Linked DNA regions of Homo sapiens: region 1 is linked to region 2. The links are chromatin loops, found by intact Hi-C in ENCODE. Cell type or tissue: IMR-90. All regions are shown on one strand.

Region 1 (2,500 bases), 71 kb before region 2:
AGACAGACCTGGCAGTCATCCTCAACACCTCTCTCCCTCAAAACCCATATCCAATCCGTCCCCATATCTTGTTGATATTAGCTTGTAAATATCTCTCAAATCTTTCACTTCTTTCCATCTCCACCAGCATCATCCTAGTTCATGGTACCATCTTCACATTTCTGGGGTACCACAAGAGCCCCCTGGTACCCTTATATCCACACTGGCTCCCCTCCAATTTGTTCTCCACACAGCAGCCAGAGCGCATTTCAAAACACAACTCTGTTCATATCATTTTCTTCCTTAAAAGTACATTAGTTGCCTCCTATTGATCTTAAGATAAAGACCACACTCCTTAATAAGTCCTACAAGGTCTTGCTTGCCTGGCCCTGCTGCCCTCTCCTACATCTCCCTACCCAGCACTCCCTCCCTGGCTCTCCCTGCCACACTGGCCTCAGCTGAGTCTCAGTCTCTAGGGCTTGTTAGGCTCCCTCCCACCATAAATCTTTGTATTTGCTGTTCCTCTGCTTAGAATGCTCGTTCTTCCTGACTCCACCTACCGAATTCCTGCTTTACTCTCAGTTCTCAGCTGAGTTGTCACTTTCATAATCTTCAGGACCAGGTCCAACCCCATTTTATAAAGTTTTAAAACATGTGCCTCCTTCAAGCCTTTATCATAGTTTCAATTTTACATTTATTTATGTAATCATTAATGCTTACTTTCTCTATATGATGATGAGCTCTGTGAGTGTTGGAACCATGTCTGGTTTTGCTCGTTACTTTATCCTAGCAGGTATCATGGTACCATGTTACTGACACATGCCACAAATATATGTTGAACAAATGAATGAATGAAGATTTATCATCTGAGTAACCAGATAGATGATGGAACCATTCAGTGGAATAAAAATGAGAAGAGAAGTAGATTTGAGGAGGAAAATGATCATTCATTTTGGGACACCTGGCATTTGGGGTGCCTGCCAACCATGTCTGTCCCTCAGAGACCTTACCATCTTCTGTACAAATTAAGATGTCACTAAGGAGCTTTTGGGAGGCTGGTGACAGGTACATCTAATTCCCGGATGATTCTAAGAAGGTCCCTGGAGGAGATGGCTAAGTCACAAGTGGCATCCCTGAGCTGTGGCTTCTCTATCTATCCTTATCTCTGGTTTGTAGACCATACAGGAGATAGAAGGGGTTCCCAGGTGGTCCTGACTTGGCTCCTTGGGGACTTGTATAAAATATCTTTACAATTCTATGGAAGACTCCTTGGAACAAATGATTCACATTTGTCAGGAGCTGTCAACCTCCTTCCTACCTCTAACACTGCACTAGACATATGCTTAAAGGAGAATACAGAAAGTGGGTCTTACTAAGTCCAGTGAGCCATCCTTTCAAAGATGTCATCAGCACTAGGACAGAACAGCCCATTCCATCCCTCTGACTCACTTACTCTTACATTCCTCACTCACTCATTCAACTTTCTATCTCCTCTTGTTCATTCACCCACACACCCATCTGTCACCCAGCTATCCATCCGTGAACAAGAGTTTATGTTGGATTTATAGCAGGACTCAAGGCTAATGCATTATCTTCAGCCCCACTCCTGTATCCCTCTTTTCTATGGTCCTCACAGCTCAGAATCCCAGGTGAGGAGACTGTCAGGGGTTGGGGAGATGTCACTGTGCTGGTCTAGGGCTGGGCTGGGTATGATTGCAGGGTGTCAGCAGGAAGAATGGGAGACCAGAAGTGGCCACACTGATTACTCCTCTTGGCTCACTATCTGCTTTTCTGGCTTCCCCTCTTTCATTGGTGATGAGAAATTAGAGATTAGGCTCCTTATTCAGGTAGATATAAGATAGACTGGGCTTTGCAGAGGTGTTAGGGGGCTCTGGCCTTAAGGGGAAATAGGAACACAGCTCCCCATGAGCCCTATGGTGGAAAAGGTGATGCTTTTGTTTTCTTCTTCATTTTAGACTATGATTGCACTTTGGCCCTGTGGAATTTGCAGAGAGGCTGGGGGAGGGTGGGAGAGTAGGATTTTAAAATGTGGCATTTAGAAACCAGGCAGTAGACTAATCCTGGCCCCATCCCCATAGAAGCTGTTCTTTCAGTTCTCTTAGGCTTGTCATTTACAAAGAGCTCCCTAGAATGTGTGCTGTCCATCTGCTTTGGCGGCTGACAGGGCTGGAATTGAGCAGGCATAGGACAATGACAGCCACATTAGATAACAGCATCTTGGAAAAATGCCTGAAGGTTGCAAGGGTCTAAGTTACAGACTCATTTGCTCATTCCCTCCCTCACGAATTCATTCATTTATCTACTTAGCACCTACCTAGTAGGTGCCATGTTTAAGTCTCAGCCCTGGAGATGTGACGGTGAGCAAAGCACATATTTCATGCCCTTAGAGGATTTGGTTTGGGAAGATGGACTGTAAACAGGGTACTATACACCATAAAAAGTGTGAATACCATGGAGAAATACGGAGAATAATAAGGGAGCTCCAGGGGTGGGAGGTGGT
Region 2 (2,500 bases):
TTCTGTACCAGGTTGGTCTGCAGTAGTTCACCTACATGAGAAACTGATGCCAACCACATTAACATATCCCACCAAACCAAAATGAAGCATGTCTCTCACACTCAACTTCATGGCTGGATCTGAAAAATGCCTGTAGCCACTCCAATACTACATTCAAGGAAGACTAAATCAAAAAGGATGGTGGTTTTCATTAATTATAATGGGAGTTGTAATTAATTAGCTTCATGGTTAATTTGCCCCTGAATTTGGATTCAAGACACTTAGAGCAAATATAGGCAACTAATAGCCCTAGGACCTCAGTAAGGTCTTTTGTTTCTTGTTTTTAGTCTCCTTTTTCACTTGAAATATGACATCACCATTGGAGACAGAACCAGGGATCTAATTGGTAGCAAAGTTATGTCCTTCGGTAGACTTAAGATGCTAGTCACAGGAAGATGCCCTGGCAACAGTGGTTCCCAGTGCCCACTCGGTATCGCAGTCCCTCAGAGAGTTTGTGGAAAACCCAGATACTTGTGCCCTACCCAAGATTCCATGGGGTCTTTGGGTAAGACCTGAGAATCTTCATTTTAACAAGCCCTACAAGTAGTTCTGAAGCATGGCCAGACTCTCAGAATCACTCATCTAAGCCCTTAAAGCAATCTTAATATTAGAGCACGGTAAATGCTTGTCAACTCTTGTGAGTGGAGAAGTGAATTTTATGTAATAGCAATAGCTAACATTTGAGTGTTGCTGTGTTCTGTCTTTAATGCATTATATAATTCCTTTCTTTTAATTCACAAAACCATCCTATGAAGAAAGTACCATGTTGTTACCATCAACAGTTGAGGAAATGGTTTAAGGAGCTTATTCAGGATCATGCAGCTGACAAGGAGTTGAGACAGAATTGAACCCCAGCCTCTTTAAGTTTAATTCAGAGTTCATGGTCCTAAACCCCACAGTGGTGACTTCTGGTTCAATCTTTGGCCCTTCAGGTCCTTGAGCCAAAGTGTGACTCAGGAGTTCTCAATCCTGGATACACAATCGAACTACTAGGGAGCTTTAAAATTTTTAGGATTCTGACTTAATTGGTCTGGAGTAGGTCCTGGGATGAATATTTTAGCTTTCCAAGTGATTCTACTGTGCTGCGTGGGTTGAGGACCTCTACTCTCTTTTGGGAGTCATTTAAATGTATTTAACCTGAAGAGCTTGTAGTGGTGTTGGAGCAAAGGGGATGGAGGAGATAGCATTGGATCTGTTTTCTCCAAGGATTCTGTGACTCAAACATTTAACTTGGTCAAGAGGGCTGACTGGAGATTTTTGTCTTGGTGCTGTGGGGGAACAGCCAACAGCTCCAACCTCTGAGCTGAAACTGACTTAACATTTGTTTAATGATTAATTCCAAACAGTAAGTAGCTGAACTTCTTTTGGAACAATTACCATTTTTCCCTTTCAAAATGAGTTGCAAACACATGCTGGATTTGGGCTCTCTGTGTGGATCTGAGGTCTGGGTGGGATAAGGACTTCTGAATGGCACATGGGTTCTGAAGATATTTTATGTTTTGTAAAGAATGGGCCTTAGAAATTTCCTGGGAAGGAAACTTTGCTTGGCAAGAGCTCTGAAGCTCTGGGTGTTCTGTTTCAGGACCTGAGCACTCAAGGTCTGTTTCCATGTGCCGCTTGATATAGACAGCTCCTACCACCTGCCTGCATTTGTGCTTCACATTCAGGAAAGCAGAGAGGAGACATGCATTTGGTTGTAAGCCAAGATGATGTTTGACCTCCTGCAGATTTAGTCTCCTGTCAGGACCAGGCCTTAACTCCAGTTAAACATTAATCCCAAACATTTCCAGTGGTAGAAAGCAGGGGGAAAGGCCTGGGTTGGGACAAGAGGGCAGCTCTCATCCCAGCTCTGCCACTAGCTCACTGGAGGAGGTTGGCCAGACCACTGGGGATTAACTCCTCCTTTGTGGCCTGAGGATGCTGGGCTGTATATTTAAGACACCTTCCAAATCTACCATGCTGCCTGACTTTCCCAGTGTTTTCATGGGAAAAGTAAGGGTGCAATTTTACTTTCATCCTATTCCATTTTAAAACAAAAGGCTAAGGTGAACTATTTGCCACGTTTAGTCATCACTTCCTACATTTCTGTCCACAGGCTTCTCAGCTGTTCCATCACTTCCTCAGCTACTCAGGGATCTCCCATGCCCCTAACACTCCCCTGGGCTCTCAAGAGCCATGACCAGGAGTTGTTTAAAGATTTCAAATAATCCTTTGATTATTTACATGGGCCACACCCTCCAGAGCCTGCCAGGAGAATACTTGAGTCTCACTGAATATTAACAACAACGATAATAATTACTATTTATTGGTGGCTTCCTATGTGTGCAGGCCCTGTGCAGGGACTTTCACACTGTTGTATCTTGTCCACATGACCCCTCTGAGAAGTATATCAGTGACCCTGTTTTACAGGTTAGAACGCCAGGACTCACAGTGGTTGAATACCTTGAGCAGTTGACACTTG

The links. A loop is a pair of places that touch in the nucleus more often than their neighbours do. Peaks named below come from ENCODE experiments on the same cell type or tissue, not always from the same donor. Only the 100,000 strongest peaks of a DNase experiment are listed, where the experiment ranks them.
Region 1: a loop joins it to region 2, with 2.2 times the contacts of the local background. A loop is called at or near these places in 3 of 110 quality-filtered maps.

The regions. Positions count from the first base shown.
Region 1 is chr11:15,122,603-15,125,102 of GRCh38, forward strand. The region is part of intron 1 of INSC (INSC spindle orientation adaptor protein); the gene reads left to right. Among named protein-coding and RNA genes, the nearest start is that of INSC, 8.9 kb to the left of the region's middle. In IMR-90, no CTCF peak of the experiment used is centred here; a DNase peak (open chromatin) is centred at 1,419.
Region 2 is chr11:15,193,885-15,196,384 of GRCh38, forward strand. The region is part of intron 6 of INSC (INSC spindle orientation adaptor protein); the gene reads left to right. Among named protein-coding and RNA genes, the nearest start is that of INSC, 80 kb to the left of the region's middle. In IMR-90, no CTCF peak of the experiment used is centred here; a DNase peak (open chromatin) is centred at 1,327; H3K27ac peaks cover 616 bases.